Regions from separate parts of the Mus musculus genome. Here regions 2 and 3 are each linked to region 1. A link is a loop called in an ENCODE intact Hi-C map of the cell type or tissue named here. Cell type or tissue: heart. All regions are shown on one strand.

What was found. A loop is a pair of places that touch in the nucleus more often than their neighbours do. Peaks named below come from ENCODE experiments on the same cell type or tissue, not always from the same donor. Only the 100,000 strongest peaks of a DNase experiment are listed, where the experiment ranks them.
Region 2: a loop joins it to region 1, with 2.0 times the contacts of the local background. A loop is called at or near these places in 13 of 42 quality-filtered maps.
Region 3: a loop joins it to region 1, with 2.1 times the contacts of the local background. A loop is called at or near these places in 5 of 42 quality-filtered maps.

What each region holds. Positions count from the first base shown.
Region 1 is chr2:129,590,234-129,595,233 of GRCm38, reverse strand. It overlaps Sirpa (signal-regulatory protein alpha), which reads right to left and starts at 2,395. Exons shown (of 9, transcript NM_001355158.1): 1 at 2,159-2,395; 2 at 1,540-1,630. The coding sequence starts at 1,621. In heart, no CTCF peak of the experiment used is centred here; DNase peaks (open chromatin) are centred at 1,013, 1,823, 2,503 and 3,143; H3K4me3 peaks cover 2,459 bases; H3K27ac peaks cover 2,774 bases.
Region 2 is chr2:129,512,213-129,517,212 of GRCm38, reverse strand. All of the region lies in intron 1 of F830045P16Rik (RIKEN cDNA F830045P16 gene), which reads left to right. It overlaps Gm14040 (predicted gene 14040), which reads left to right and starts at 1,406. Exons shown (of 3, transcript NR_166423.1): 1 at 1,406-1,461; 2 at 2,058-2,220. In heart, no CTCF peak of the experiment used is centred here; DNase peaks (open chromatin) are centred at 2,002 and 4,862; H3K27ac peaks cover 1,312 bases.
Region 3 is chr2:129,535,524-129,540,523 of GRCm38, reverse strand. F830045P16Rik (RIKEN cDNA F830045P16 gene) reads left to right here and starts at 3,922. Exons shown (of 7, transcript NM_177653.3): 1 at 3,922-4,155. The coding sequence starts at 4,062. In heart, a CTCF peak has its summit at 2,293; DNase peaks (open chromatin) are centred at 2,423 and 3,923.

The sequences.
Region 1 (5,000 bases):
TATCATTTTATAGATTGTTTTTATAGGTGAGGGTGGAGAAGGGGGGATAGATATGCTCTTAAGAAAGGTGCTGTCATTCCCCACTCCCCCCACCTCCACCCCCTCCACGCCACCCCCACCCCTACCCCCACCCAGGAAGGGAAGACTGCTGTTAACACTTGTTAACTATTTGTTTGCCAGGGACTGCGCCACAGGACCCTAGTCAGAAAAAGGTCTAGAGCCAACATTTAGATATTAATCTGGGCCCAGTGTTCTGTACTTCGGAGAGATGCCTGTAGATTCCCAAGCCCTGGAGCATGGCAGGGTAGGGCTGGGACTGGTAAGGCAGGAGGAAGCAGACCAGACCTCAGAGCCACTCACAGGAGAGAGATGAAATTCATCATTCAGCTCTGAGAGGACCCAAGGGTAGCTGAAAACTGTGAATGGGGTGGGAGCACTTGGCGGGGAGCACTTGGTGGGGAGCACCCAGTGGGTTCCTGAACACTGCAGCTCAGAGAGAACTCCTAGACACCCCTTTTCCCACCCTGTTATCCTTTCTATCCTGAGGCTGACTCTCTCTCTTCCTCCTTCTACACTGCCATCAGGTGCCAAGCTCTAGGCAAATGTTGGTAAGAACGGCGTGCCGTGGCTGGATTTACCTCCCTGCAAAAGGAAGGTTGTACAGAGACCCCTATGTCCATAGCACCAATCCAAGAAGACACGAAATAAGGCTCCTTTCTGTCCCTCCCCAGCTATGTCTTTAGCCTTCATATACTTCCAGAAGAGACCCAAGATTTTTTGCAAAACCCCTTTAAGATGCAGCTCTCCTGAATGGTGACCTCACTCCTTGGCCAACCGGCCTTCAGAGCCCTCCTGCTGGAGACAGCCAGGTGTTTGATGTAGGCCAACAAAGAAGACAAGCTCAGAGCCACAGGTACATGCTGGAACTGCAGGGAGCTACTGGAAGCCTGCCTAAGGAAGGCAGGGGGGTGGCGGGGAGGAGACCATCCAGAGAGGGCTGTGCCCACCACAGGTAAATCCACTGTGTCTCCCAAGGGTCCGTGGATTACTCCGGCCTCTCTTCCTGTCTCTACCTCCATACACTAACCCTGCTTGCTCTGGTACTAGGGCGAAAGCTCACTCTTCCCCCATCCCAACAGCTCAACAGCGCGCCCAACCTCTGCCCCGACCCTCTCTCCAATCAAGTCTAGCAAGGGAGCATATGGGGAAACCAGGAGCCCGATTGCCCAAAGCAATTGCCAGTCTGCTTCCCCATTCAGGTTTGGCAAAGGGTACGGTAAACCAACTCATTCCTATACCCCGCAGCCCAACGCTGGGCTACCCAGTCACAGTCCACAAGGCAGATCCGGATAAGAAGAGTTCTATCCCGGCTTCTAGCCTAGGCTATGTGACCTTGGGCAAGTGGCTGACCCTCTCTGGGCCTCAACTCTGCATCTGTAACCCCCGTTACAGGGATTTGTCGACATTAGCTTAGCGACAGTGTGCGGGGCCTGAGCCCGCAGCTTGGGGAGGGTGGCAGTAGGAGCTGAGGGTGCTTACCTGTACAGAAACAGGACGCGGAGAGCAGCAGGCAGAGCAGCAGCGGCCCTAGGCGGCCAGGGGCCGGGCCGGCGGGCTCCATGGGCCGCGGCTGCAGAGCAAGGAGGGAGAGCGGCGGTGAGCGCGCTCGGCAGGCGGGCGGGCGGCGCGGGCGAACGACTAAGGCCCCTCCCCCTCCGCTGCCCCCCAGCGCCACCGCCCGGCGGGGTGATCTGACCCCCTCCCACAATGAGACGCCGCCGAGCGGGGAGACTCCGGGAGCGTGACGCCGGGCCAGGCCGGCGGGAAAGGGGAGCGGACCCGAGGGAGCCAGGCGCAGAGCCAGAGGCACGGGGGCGGGGGAGCGGATAGCGAGGGAGAAGGAAAGAGGGGGAGAGGAAGAGGGAGAGGGAGCGGGGACGGAGATCGGAGAGCAAGCGCGAGCGGGGACAGCTCGCAGAGCGAGTGCGGGCTGTGCGGAGCCGTCGCGAGGCCAGCGCGAGGGCGGCCCGGCCGAGCGCCCCCTCCTCGCGCCCGCACCTTCCCGCCCGCGCCCCAGTGCGCCCCGCGAGCTGCGCCGCCCGCCTCGGCTCTGCGCGAGCCCGCTCTGCCCGTGCGGGTCCCCGCCAGCCGCTCGGACCTGCGCCGCCGCGCGCAGGGCTGCCAGGCGGTGGAAGCACCGCTCCCTCTGCCCAGAGGCTGGCCGCGCACCACTTTGCGCAAACTTGTTTTTCTGAGGTCGGCGCGGCGGGCTGGCTACTTGGTCCTCTTAAGGTGGACTGGGGAAGTGGCGGCCGATCGCCCCCTGGTCTCGGCCTCTCACCCGGCCAGTCCTTAGACTCCAGTGGGCAAGAGGCTGCCCGCGGCAGGGGAGCTTGCAAGGGTGGAGAGTGGAGGGGGCGGGGAGGTTTGCTTTCTGCCCCTCCCCGAGAGGCCCTGCTTGTGTGTCCCAAAGCCGAAGGTCGGCCTCCGGGTGGGCGTGAGTCCTAGGGGCCCAAATCTTTCCTAGCTGGCCCCGAGGTATAGCAAAAGCAGGAAGTAAATGCAGGGGGAAGGGGGAGAGGAAGGAGAGAGTGATGGTACAAAAATAGCGTGTGTGTAGGAAGGACTTCAGTGCCTCTTGGTAAAGACGCGCTGGGGGAGAGGAGCAGCAAAAATGCTGTGGCAGGGAAAGGAGAGGGGCAGGGCTGGGCCCTAGGGAGGAGACAGACCAGAGGCCTTCTATCAGGGAGAATAGATTGGAGGTGGAGAGGGCCCAGGCAGCACTGTACTAGGAGAGACCTGGGCTGCAAAATAGTTACCCTAATGAGGAAGAGGAGGGACAGGAGAGCCTATCCCAAAGGACAGAGCCTCTGGATGCAAAATGTACCCTAGCTCTGGATTTCCATGAGCTAGGTCAGGTGCTTGGTTAATCGGCAGAAGGCTGGGCACCAAGGCAGGGAAGAGGAATCAAGACCCTCTCTTATTAACTGGAGAGTTTCTGAGTTGGAAGTTCAGAGATAGCAAATTTTGCTTCTCACAATGGTGGTTGAGGGACATAATGAAGCAAGACAGGCCCTACTGGCCCATCCTCTCAATAAAGAGGATGTTTAGGGGCAGAGGAGTGGAGGATGATTGCCTAATGATGTAGAAAGCCCCTTATGCAATGGTGCGCGCGCACGCACACACACACCACAGAGTCCTCTGCACCCATGACCAAAAGCCTGGGAGATTTTTTAGTTTTTTTTCTTTCTTTTCTTCTTTTATTGTTTGTTTGTTTGTTTGTTTTTGAGAGGCAGGAAGGGTGCATCTGTTGAACCCAGGACCCAGCTTCCAAGCCTTAGATCGTTCCTCCTGGTCTAAGAAGCTGCAGTCTTGGAGAAAGACCTTGTTTCTGTGTCTCTGCTCTTTTTAAAGCAGACCAGGCCAACATAAGCAGCGACCCAGAACTGCCACTGGGAGAGTTACATGAGCTGATATTTGCACTGCATTTTAAGAAGAGCCTACCATGTACCAAGGGCAAGGACAGTGTTTGAGAAGTGTTTGGCAGCAGCAATCCTTAAGGGACCATGGGGCAGCCCTAGCAGGAAGATTAGTTGTATTTCTTTGGACCTAGGGGATTACAAGAACTCACTTGCAGACTGGGAGAAGGTGCAGGGGAAGACAAGAATGAACAGAGGAGGTCTTGTAGGGAGTGTAGGTTACAAGTGCACATGTGTGTCAGCTTGGTTAGGTAAGGGCAACAGTATGTGGCTAGCACGTCGGGAGGGTGGTCCAGAAGCCCAAGAGAATTGGTTCTGCAAATAGGAACCCCTGTAGGCAAGATTCAAGTAGGGCCTACCATGCTTGATTGTTACACTCAAAGGGTCACTATAGTTGGAATAAGAGGTGGCTGAAGGGAAGAGAATACGGAGTTCGGGGGCCTGGGCAAGAAAGAAAACTTGGTTCTAGCATCTGAGCTGAGCTGCAGTGTCTCCAGCTCTTTAAATTGTGTCTGATAGGACCATGGTGTCCACTAAAGCCTTGTGAAAACCCTCCTCCAAAATTAGCTGGGTGTGGTGGCACACGCCTAAGCCCAGTACTTGGGAGGCAGAGGCAGGCAGATTTCTGAGTTCGAGGCCAGCCTGGTCTACAAAGTGAGTTCCAGGACAGCCAGGGCTATACAGAGAAACCCTGTCTCAAAAAAAAAAAAAAAAAAAAAGCCAACTGCTGGAGTCAGAGATGATGCAGCCTCCTGCCCTATGCTGCTCATCTGTTCTGGGGCAAGCACACACAAACACCGACCTGCCTGGGATTAGGAACTGGGAGATTAGGAGGAATAATAATTGTACTACCTGCTGTTTATATATAGCATCTTTGGCAAAGGCGCTCAGCAGAGCTTCCAAACTACCCTCTTTACTCTCACATCTGAGTGTGGGGGAGTTGACATTTGTCCACATAAAAGTCACTTGTGTTCACCCATCCGTTGCTGTGAGTCCCCTGAGATTTGTGGACAAATGTGTAAAACTAAAGGGGCAAGGTACAGCCTGCCTGGGGTCGCACACAGATTATGACAGATAATTGATACGAATCAGCCATCACAACAGCCAGTCTGGGTGCTTTAATCCAGATGTTATTCGTTCACGGTCCCTGCACTTACCAGCATGCATTGAGTGTCTACTGTGTGCTTGGCAGTGCACTGAGCAGTCGAGATGTGGCAGCTGGGAAGAACAAACCAGGTCCATGACGCTGTGCTCAAGGAGCTGACAGATTAACCCGTAATGCTTCACATGTCAGGTGGGTATCAGAGCTCCAGGGAGGGATGAATAGAGTCAGGCCAAGGGCCTGACCCATCAAGAGGGGCCGTGTAGTTACAAGATGGGAGATATGTGTACACTCTCACCTAGTACCCATTTCTTCCCTCCCTCCTGTCCATTCCTCACTCAGCAGCCAGGGAATCCTTTTATATGAGGCTATTTGGCTTAAACAATAAGGGGCTTTTTCTTCTTCTTCTTCTTCTTCCT
Region 2 (5,000 bases), 78 kb after region 1:
ATAGTTACATCATTTTCCCCTTCCCTTTCTTCCCTCTAACTCCCCCTCTCACCCCTTGCTCTCTTTCTAACTCTTGCCCTTTTTCTTTAATTGTTGTAACATATATATGCATATACACATATACATATCTTAATATAGAAGTGCAAGCTGATCAGTTTTTATAATGTTACTTGTATGCGTATGTTTCCAGGACTGACCACTTGGTATTAGATAACCAACTAACGTGTTCTTCCCTGGGAAGGCTGTTTCTCTCACTCTCAGCAATTCTTAGTTGGCTGTAGTTCATCGTCTAAGGCTGAGGCCGCTGATCCTTCCTTCTTCCATGTTACAATGTCTATTGGTGACATCCTTGCCCAGGTCTTATATAGGTAGCCATGTTGATGAACTATTCCACACTGAACATGCCTGATATCATCAGTTGGTCGACATTTAAAACATGTCCTATAAACAATAGAAATATGTTCTACCTATACTTATAAGTAGCTGTAGTTCTATGGCCTGTCAGATTACAAATTTATGATTTTCACTGGAATTACACAGATCCCAACTTCTTAAACTGTAAGTTTCACCCCATGGGAGATCTTAAGATGGCATGCGGTAGTTAAGTAAAAAAAAAAAAAAAATCTGGCAGATTAAAGAACAATAGTAAAATAATAAACAGAAATAAGTGTAAAATAAAATCTGGCAACAGGAAAAGGCTGCTGAATGTGTAACAACAAAACATCATTCAGAGCCCAGTGTGGAACGGATCTGAGGTTGCAGGCGGTGTTTGCGCATGTTGCATCTTGAACAACTTCAGGGAAGCCTTGTTTCTGAACACACTCGGTACTGCACACGCCATGAGACTCAAAGCAGGACTGAAGAGCGTGGCTTCTGCCTGTAGCCACACGGAGCATATTGTGCATGCCTTCCACAATCTTTGGCCACAAACATCTGTGACCTAGTATGTGTCCTGCTCCTTTTTCCTTAACAGAGCCCAGTGGGGCGTCTCTGCTTGAGACAGATCAGAGTCAGAACACACAGTAGCGTGCAGCTGGCCTTGCAGCATGCCGGTAAGTTGTGAGTAAGGTTTGCAGCGAGAACCCCAGGTGCATGACTGCTACGCCTTCTTGTCCAATACAGCAGCAGCACTACAGAAACGCTGGGGCCCGGGCCCAACAGATGCCACAGAACTTTCCCGACTGCTCTGAAAGGGGCTGTTCCTTAACTGGACATCCACTTGGTTGTTACAGACCTTAGGCTTCTGTGTCAATTCACCCTGTTCCGGAGCGTGTTCACTTGATGCTTCCATGATGGAATTCGAGAAAGCAAAACTGGCACAGGAGAAACGCATCAACGTGGACAATGTACTGGCAGGGAGGGAGGTGCTATAGGGAAGGAGTGGCTTGGGGGCTAAAAGAATAGAAGGAAGAGGCCAGGAGAGAAGTCGAAGAAGGAACAAAGCTTGGAGTGGAAAATCTGGTTTGTCCTGGGTCCTGTTCAAAGGGAAGCGGGGGGAATGTGGAGCTGAGCCAGGGTGCACAGTTGAGCCCCTGTGGTAACGAGGCTAGAGACTTATGAAGGGTGTGAAGAGACTTGTAGTTTTGTGTGAAAGGAACAAGGGTGCCATTCAGATGAAGCTTGGGGCTGAAGCAAATACACTAGGGAAAAGGCTACGTAGATACCTGGGCAGGATACAGCCAGAGTGCGGGAATCAGGCACAGCTTTTGGCAGAAAACGGGAGTCTGAGAGTTCAATAGGAACAGATTGGCCGGTCCCTGAGGGCTAAGGGGAGGCTGGGGCTGAGTAAACCAAGTCTGGCCCTGAGAAAGGGAAATGTTCTGGCTTCCTGGGCTCCCTTCTCTCCCTTCTGCCCTCCCTCCCGGGAAAGGAGATAAATCGCTTCGCTGGGCTTTGCCGAGACAGAATTTCTGAGGTCTATGCATTTTGAATGGGAACCTTTGAGAACAATGAGGAAGCTGGGGCCCAAGTGCAGAAAGCAACCCTGTGCTTGGCCCTGCAGTAGGTGAGTCAGTTCCCTCTGATGAGGAAGTGTCAGCATGTTTTCTGTGTCTTAGATGGAGAATTCAAGTGTCAGGGTCATCTGACCAGCATCCTGACTCCACTGGCTCACAGTGTGAGGCTGTGGAGGCTGCTGCTCTTCTCGGAACCTTTCTCTTGGGTCCTGAGACACTGGTTAGCACAAGCTGCACACAGTACTCAGCAGGGTTCCTGCTCGCTGTAAGTGTTCCCCATTAACACTTCTAATGATATTGTGATTACTGCTGTAGCTCTACTTTTTAACAAAGAATCCCACACTTGGTTTGAGATACTCCAGAGGGACAGAATCAAGCTTGGTCCTGTGTCCAAGAATGTCAGTGATTCCTTCTTCCTTTTCCTTCCATCTTAGCCCCAGAGCTCACCTGTTTCCAGGCTCTGAAGGTTGTCCTAAGTCAAGAGGCAATGTCAGGGGTGAAAGGGAAGGGATGGTAAGAGGAAGGACATGAGAGTGAGCATTCATGTTCTAGCCCCAGGTCTAATAAAGAGAGAGTGAACAGGCAGACACTGGGACTCTTCCTTAAGGTTGGCTTGGAGTTGCTTGTGCCATAGTGACAGGAACTTTGCAGTTCTTAGAGCCCAGATCTATTGACCTCAGAGCATGGAAGGAGAATGCCCCTAGCTTCCCCATCCCCCCTGCCAGGAATGAGGCAAGACCCAGGAGGCTGCTGCCTCAGAGGGCTCTGTCATAAAGCACACAGTGGTAGGTTACTGGTTTCCACCTAAGCCAAGCCCTTGATCTGCATGTTTGAGGAAACCCTTTGTTCCTTTCAAATCTCTATTCTCTCAGCTGGCTGGTACAGTGACTGCAACAGTCAGGGTTTTTTTTTTTTTTTCCTTCCTTTTCTCTTTGGGTTTTTAAAAATAACTGGCTTGTGAGTTCAGACAGAATTGGGTTCCAGTCTTGGTTCAGGGCCAGGGACTTCTACATCCTTTTAACCCCCTCAAAGGTCCAGTAACGGGTAAGAGCCTGAAGACTAATCAGGGTAGAGGAAGACATGCAGAGGTGGCCTCTAGTTCCGGTCTAATAAAGAGAGACTGAACAGTATTGTCAACAGGATGTACACTCTATGATAGCAGGGAAGGGTCGGACAGACACAGGCAGTAAGTGCATTTACCATCTACTCTAGAATAGGGGAAATAGCTTATTTGGTATATTGCAAAAGGACAGCAGTCTGAAGATCAATTATATTCCTACCTATATATGGTATTAAAGGGCAATGTCTCCATTTTAGAGGAACACTTTTGGTTAGGACTTGTGTGCAGTTTCCTAGCATGCAAAGGAATACAGCCCAGCCTGGCTGGTGTACAGTCTGAGGTGTTAGCATGAGTGGCTGCACACATAATTTCCAGCTCTCTAACTCTGGCATGCAAATAAAGTCTGTGCAAATCATGGCCATGAAAGTACGGGCAGCCTTGGCTGATTAAGGTTCCATCCTGGTCAAAGCTTTTGGTCATAGGGCACTTGGCTCTGTGGTATGCAACTGTCCAAGATTAGCAGTTAGAGATTCCTGGAACACACTTGTGAGCATTCCTTAATTGGGAATAGGCTCCATTTCTCTGGTCTCCTGTTAATGGCCTTCCGTCCACAAAAGGCACGGGCAGAATGATGGGGATTCCTATGCTGTCTGAACTCCAGGTACCCCATCTCATTCTGGAGCTCAATTTCCTTTGATATAAAACCAGGAGCCCTAGATGTGTCTGCTTTCTTTGTCCGCTCATGGCTGACATTGGTAATCATTTTTCCACACGCAGTTTGGATTCTCAGATCTCTGAGAATGCTTTTTAATACAGAGCCACAGTTACCTGCTATCAATTGTGTTTGGCCTTCAAAATGAGACCTTTCTCCTATTCTGAGACAAGATCATCTCTAAGAGACCTACATGAAGTATGTATGCAATAAACATTTGTTGCATGAATGGACAATTGGTTTTAGCTAATTATTCCATGCCGGGGCTATTTTAAGAATTGTTTTAGCAGTTAAAAACATACGTTTTTGACTTTAATATAATGTGTATGGGAGATGGGCAGCAAGCAAATAAGAAAAAATAATAATGCTTGTGCTTGGTAATGAGTAGTTGTAACAAATGAATAAACACAAAGCAATGGGAAGTGTCATTGGCCAGGGCATGTTGTAGATAAGAAGTCGGGAAAAGCCCTCTAAAGCGGGAACATGGGAATGCAGAAGTCAAGAAACAGAGGGTCTCCTGGGACCCTGCTAGATTGTTAGTCTAACTTGATCTGGCTGTAAGATTGAAATCTTTTAAGAAAGACTCTAGGGGTCCAGTGATTAGTCACTGTTCTATTGCTGTTACAAAGCATCATGACCAAGTCAATTTATAAAAGAAAGCATTTAATTGGGGGTTCACAGTTCCAGAAGACTGCAGTCCATGACCATCATGGTGGGAAGCATGGTGGCAGGCAGATAAGCATGGTTCTGGGGCAGAGCTAAAAATTCACATCTGATCTGCAAGCACAAGAGGGGAGGGAGAGAGGAAGGAAAGAAAAGAGAAGAGTGGGAGAGAGAAGGAGAGAGAGAGAGAGAGAGAGAGAGAGAGAGAGAGAGAGAGAGAGAGAAGCAACATGTGTTTTCTTTGATTGGTGGTTAGTTCCAAGGATCTCTAGGGGTGCTGGTTAGTTCATATTGATGTTCCTCCTATGGGGCTTTAGACCCCTTCAGCTCCCTGGGTACTTTCTCTGGCTCCTTCATTGGGGACCTTGTGCTCCGTCCAATGAATGACCGTGAACATCCACTTCTGTATTTGCCAGGCACTGGCAGACCCTCACAGGAGACAGCTATATCAGGCTCCTGTCAGCAGGCTCTTGTTGGCATCTGCCTAGTGTCTGGGTTTAGTGGTTGTTTATGGGATGGATCCCCACGTGGGGCAGTCTCTGGATGGTTGTTCCCCATTCTAAGAAGGAACGAAGTATGCACACGTTCGTCTTCCTTCTTCTTGAGTTTC
Region 3 (5,000 bases), 55 kb after region 1:
TCTAGGCTAGCCACATGTGAGCTCTTGGTTCATTGAGAGATCTTACCTCAGTAGATAAAGTGTAAAGGGATCAAGAAAGATACCAGACATCAACCTCTATCTGGTCTCCACATGCATCTGCACACACCTGTGTCCTACCACCATACACACAAGCAACAAAATCAACAACAAAATCAACACCACCAGAATGAGCCACCAGAATGTCTGTGCTGGATTTGTTTCCATGACAACATAGAAGCTGGCAGGCCTCTGGCTCATAAACAGGTCATAAAGCAGGGAGAGTGGGAGCAGGCGCTGCTGGGCTTAGTAATGGGGTGTCACCAGGTGGTGCTGGGGACCTTAGAGCCCTGGCTGTCTCTCTGGAGGAAACCATGCTCTGCTCATGTACTGAGTAGTCTGGGGAGAGCTCCTTTGTCTCTCTGAGCCTCAGTTTCCTTCTTCAAGATTGGGAACAGAAATAGTTCCGCAGTTCGGCCCCAGGTGTGATGCTGACTAGATTCAGGAATACTCAGTGATGAGAGGGCCCCCAGCAGGACTCAAGCATGGTGTGAGTTCTCAGCGGCTCTGTTGTCAAAGAGCTAAGGAGAGGCAGCAGTGTGTGTAAAGATGCAGGCTGGGTTGAGTGCTGGACGCAAACTCATCTTCACCTATAGGCTGTGTGGCCTTGACAAAAGGTTGACGTCTCTGAGCCAAGCTCAGCTCTGAAATGGAGACCGAAATGTCATAGGTTGTTTTGTTTTGTTTTGTTTTGTTTTGTTTTGCTTTGCTTTGTTTTGTTTTGTTTTGTTTTGTTTTGTTTTGTTTTGTTTTGTTTTGTGAGAAACAAGTCCAGTTTGTAGTCTACTCGATATGGTGACTGCTCTGATGTCTGGGTGAGGTTGTGTGTAGTCACGATGGCTAGCTCTCTGCAACAGTAGTGCTTACTCTGTGCCAAGCCCTCACCTAAATAAAGTGCATTTATTTCACCCTTACAACCAATTCTCTTTTTCAGATGGAGGTACGGTTAGGTCCAAAGCAGCCTCCCTAACTGTCAAGCGGCTGACAAGGTCCTGAATGACAAACAGTCTAGGCTCAGCACAGGCTGGACTCTGACTGGGCGAACAAGAAGGATTGCTAGCAGATAAACAAAACCTAAACTCAGCATTCCTCAGGAACCTTGTGAATCAGGTTTCTGTTTGTCAGGAAAGCCATCACTTCCCTTAGTCACCCTCTACAGTCAACTATCTCAGGCAAGGATATCTGGTTCCTAATGAACTCAAACAAGCCTCTAACAAATCAAAGTCCTGACTCTAGGATGTTAGTGCCCGGTCTGCTTTGCCTCACCCCCTACCTGTGCCCTTAAAACTGACAAGGTTTCTCCCTGCTCTTTGGCTCTTCTGTCTGCTCCACTCCCTTGAGACAGCCTGAGCAGTGTGGGAGGCCGCAGAAGTCTGCTCCAAGCCAGATAGCACCTTTATTCTTTGTTTGATAGATGTCAGCCAAGCTTGTACTCCACGGCTGTCAGCAGAGTGGCCAGCCCTCAGTGTTTGTGCCCTGGTCATTCTCATAGGAGGAATAGTGGGGACAACTATAGACCACACCTATATCCCTCGCATCAAGGGCTCACTCATCTGCTCAGTCCTTCCCTGCCTGGAAGCTTATTTTCCTCACTCTGTCCACTCTCCCTGGCCCACCCTGAACTACATGTCCCAGTTGATGACACTCTTACCTGATCATCCTCCATTCAGTCTACTTTCACACAAGGAGGAGAATTTCTCAAAAATGCAAATTAGATCAAGTCACCTCTTGAACAGTTTTACAGCTGCTGGGACATCCAGAATGAATGATCACATGACCAAGAGCCACCCAGGCCCACAGCCACCACATACACACACACACACACACACACACACACACGCACACGCACACACACACACACACACACACACAATCATGTGATCACATACATATAGAAATATGCATGGACAAGTGTCAATGCAAGATTATATGACCAAGGGCCACCCAGCTCTACAGCTACACACATAGCACACACAGCACACACACACTCATGTGATCACCACACACATGCAGGAACATGCACCGCCAAGTATGAAAGCATACACATGCACATTACTGTTGGCCTGAAGTGAAGAGCGCCAGCCATGGAACTTGATGTGCATGAGCCAAGGTGTGTGATCAGAACTGAGGCATGTGAATTTGTGGGCAACCCCCATCTCTCATCCCTGAGGGCAGGGCAGTGCATTCTTTGCAGGAGGCACTGTTCGCAGCAGCTCTGATAATGCAGCAAAGGTTCTGCCAGCTGGAGGCGGACAAGGACTATGAGCAGGAAACAAACGTTGCTTCTCTCGGTGACCTTTCCTAGCCAGAGAGTGAGGGTTTCAGATTTGCCAACACTATTAAGTTCTACTGTAAGAATCTAGAGTCTGGAAGGTGCCAGCTAGTCATATGGTTGGCTGTGTCCTGATGAAAGTTGACTTACCAAAACAAGAAGCCAGGCTGCAGGCCAAGTCTGCCAGCCCAGCAGAAGGCTGGAGGGTGGGAGCTGCATCACTATGGGCCCATTTCTATGACCTGCTTGGTCTTGAGTCTGGACCTCCCCTGGCCCAATAAGGTGCTTTTGATTCAGAAGCATCTTAATTTTGGCTAAAGACCACGTGGTTTTCTCCCTGGCCCTCTTTGTCCCCTTCTTTCTTCAGCATCTATCCCAGATGTCTACAGAAGTCACGGCAATGATCTGAGTTGTGGGGAGCCCTAGAAGGATATGGAAAGACAGAGGACTATGAACTCAGAGTCCATATTCCTAGCCTACTGATCCAGGGTCACCTCGCAATCACCATGCCCTGAGCTGAAACCCCTGTTGGGGGCCCTCATCTATCAGCTGCCGACTGACTTCTCTTTCCTCTTACTGTGAACGAGGGTCCTGACGAGTGCTTTGTGGTCTCCTGTAGCCCTGTCTTCCTTTGTGACTAATCCTTCTATTAAACCCTAATCAAATTGCCTGACGCAGGCCTGGCTGCTCCTGCAGGGCCGGCTGCTCCTGCTGCTTTGAACCATAAGGTCCAGGTTAGAATTCTGATCAGGTCTCCCCCCTGGTGAAATCACAGCACCTCACAAAGCCCCTGGGTTTCTCTTTGTGGAGACTAGAGCAGTAACGACATCCAGAAGAGGACATCTTTCAACTGCAGTGCAAACCAGTGGGTTCAGGAACTAAGTCATTTTCTGTTAATTATTACGGTTCCCTCCCTGGAGCCTCACACAGTCCCCAGCATGTATATGTCTGGAAAAAAAAATCTGTGGCAATTACAAAGGAATAAATAAGCAGCAAAAAGGCTGTAAACAATGACCAGGGGCTTATCCACCACCACCACCACCACCACCACACACACACACACACACACACACACACACATGCTTCACTTCAGCTGCACAAAGCAGCTTTTGTTTGAAAGTCCTCATCCCTGGCAAAGCAGGTGGGTGTGAATGTCTATATTTATTAAAACATATTTAGCTTCTATTTCTCTTTACCACCCTTCCACTGCATCCTTGAGAGGCAGCAAAGAATGATGGAAGTATTACTTAGCCATGTTCAACTCCTAGCTTTGCTGCCCATGACTTTTTTGGTCTTCATTTTTCTACTCAATAAACCAGAGCTAGTGATTTATACCTTGTCAAGAGCCCAGGGGAGAAGTCTGAATCAGCCCACTGAGGGTCATCCACTGAGGCTGGTCACAGCCCCCGAGTTGAACCTGGACCATTTGGAAAGACATTGTGACTGGGACATCAGTTCCCTGAAGGGCTCAGGAAGCCCCTGGCTGGTGGCCTGCACTTTTCCTCCAGTTGAAAGGTGCCATCAGACCAGCCGTTCCCAGCCTGTGGTGTGGGCAGACAAGTCTCATGTCCTCTGGTTGTCCCAGTTTCTGTAGACAACAGGCAACTGTCCCTGAGCTGCAGCATCGTCCCCAGGTTTCTGCAGCTGCCATGGGGCATTCAGGCCTGCTGGGATTAGTAACTGGATCATAGCTTGAGAGCCAAGGCCCTAAATATAGGGCTGCCTGTGCCTGATGCAGAAGACCTTGGCACCAGCTGCTCTGCCTTATGTCACAGACAGGGAAACTGAGGCCCAGAAAAGGAGATGGATTTTTCTACTCTTGTTTGGTAAGCGAATAATGACCAGACCTAAATTTCTCACATCAAAGGCTCACTCATCTGCTCAGTCCTTCCCTGACTTAAAGCTTATTTTCCTCACTCTGTCCACTCTCCCTGGCCCACCCTGAACTATATGTCCCAGTTGATGACACTCTTACCTGATCATCCTCCATCCAGTCTACTCTCATACAACAGGAGACTTTCTTGAAAATGCAAATTAAATCACGCCACCCCTGGAATACTCTTGCAGCTTCTGTGTCATCCAGAATGAATGTAAGATTATCTCGGGGGTAATCTTTTTGTACACTGTGTAAAGTTTGTCTTTGTGTTATGCAAATGTTGGTTTCTGTGCCGCCAGAGAGGAGAATACTGGCCAGACTTTGGTATTATTATTTTTATGGATCATCACTTGTGTTGGAAACATTTACCCTTCTCGCCTTCTAATTGGTTTACTAAAGATCTAATGGCCAGTAGCTGAGGCAGGAAAGAATAGATGGAACTTCTGGACAGAGAGAGGGTCTTTGGGAAAGAATCAAGAGGTGGGGGATTCACCAGTGTGACACGGAGGTGGAAGGAACAGGTGTGGAGGTTGAGTGAGAAGTAATGGGCCGTGTGGCAGGATGTGAGCTGGAATTAGTCGGGTTAGAGTTAGCTAGGAGATAACCTGCTACAGAGCCTAAGCTTTCTTAAATAATAAGTCTCTGTGTCATTATTCAGGAGCTGGCGGCTCCAAGAAAGTCTGGCAATAATTGGTGTCCAATGTGAGGGTATGTATATCCAAGCTTAGGGCCTCAGAAAAGTCTCCAGAGGAAAGCATGGAAGATGTTTCCCTAGCAACAGAGCCATGCGGGAGG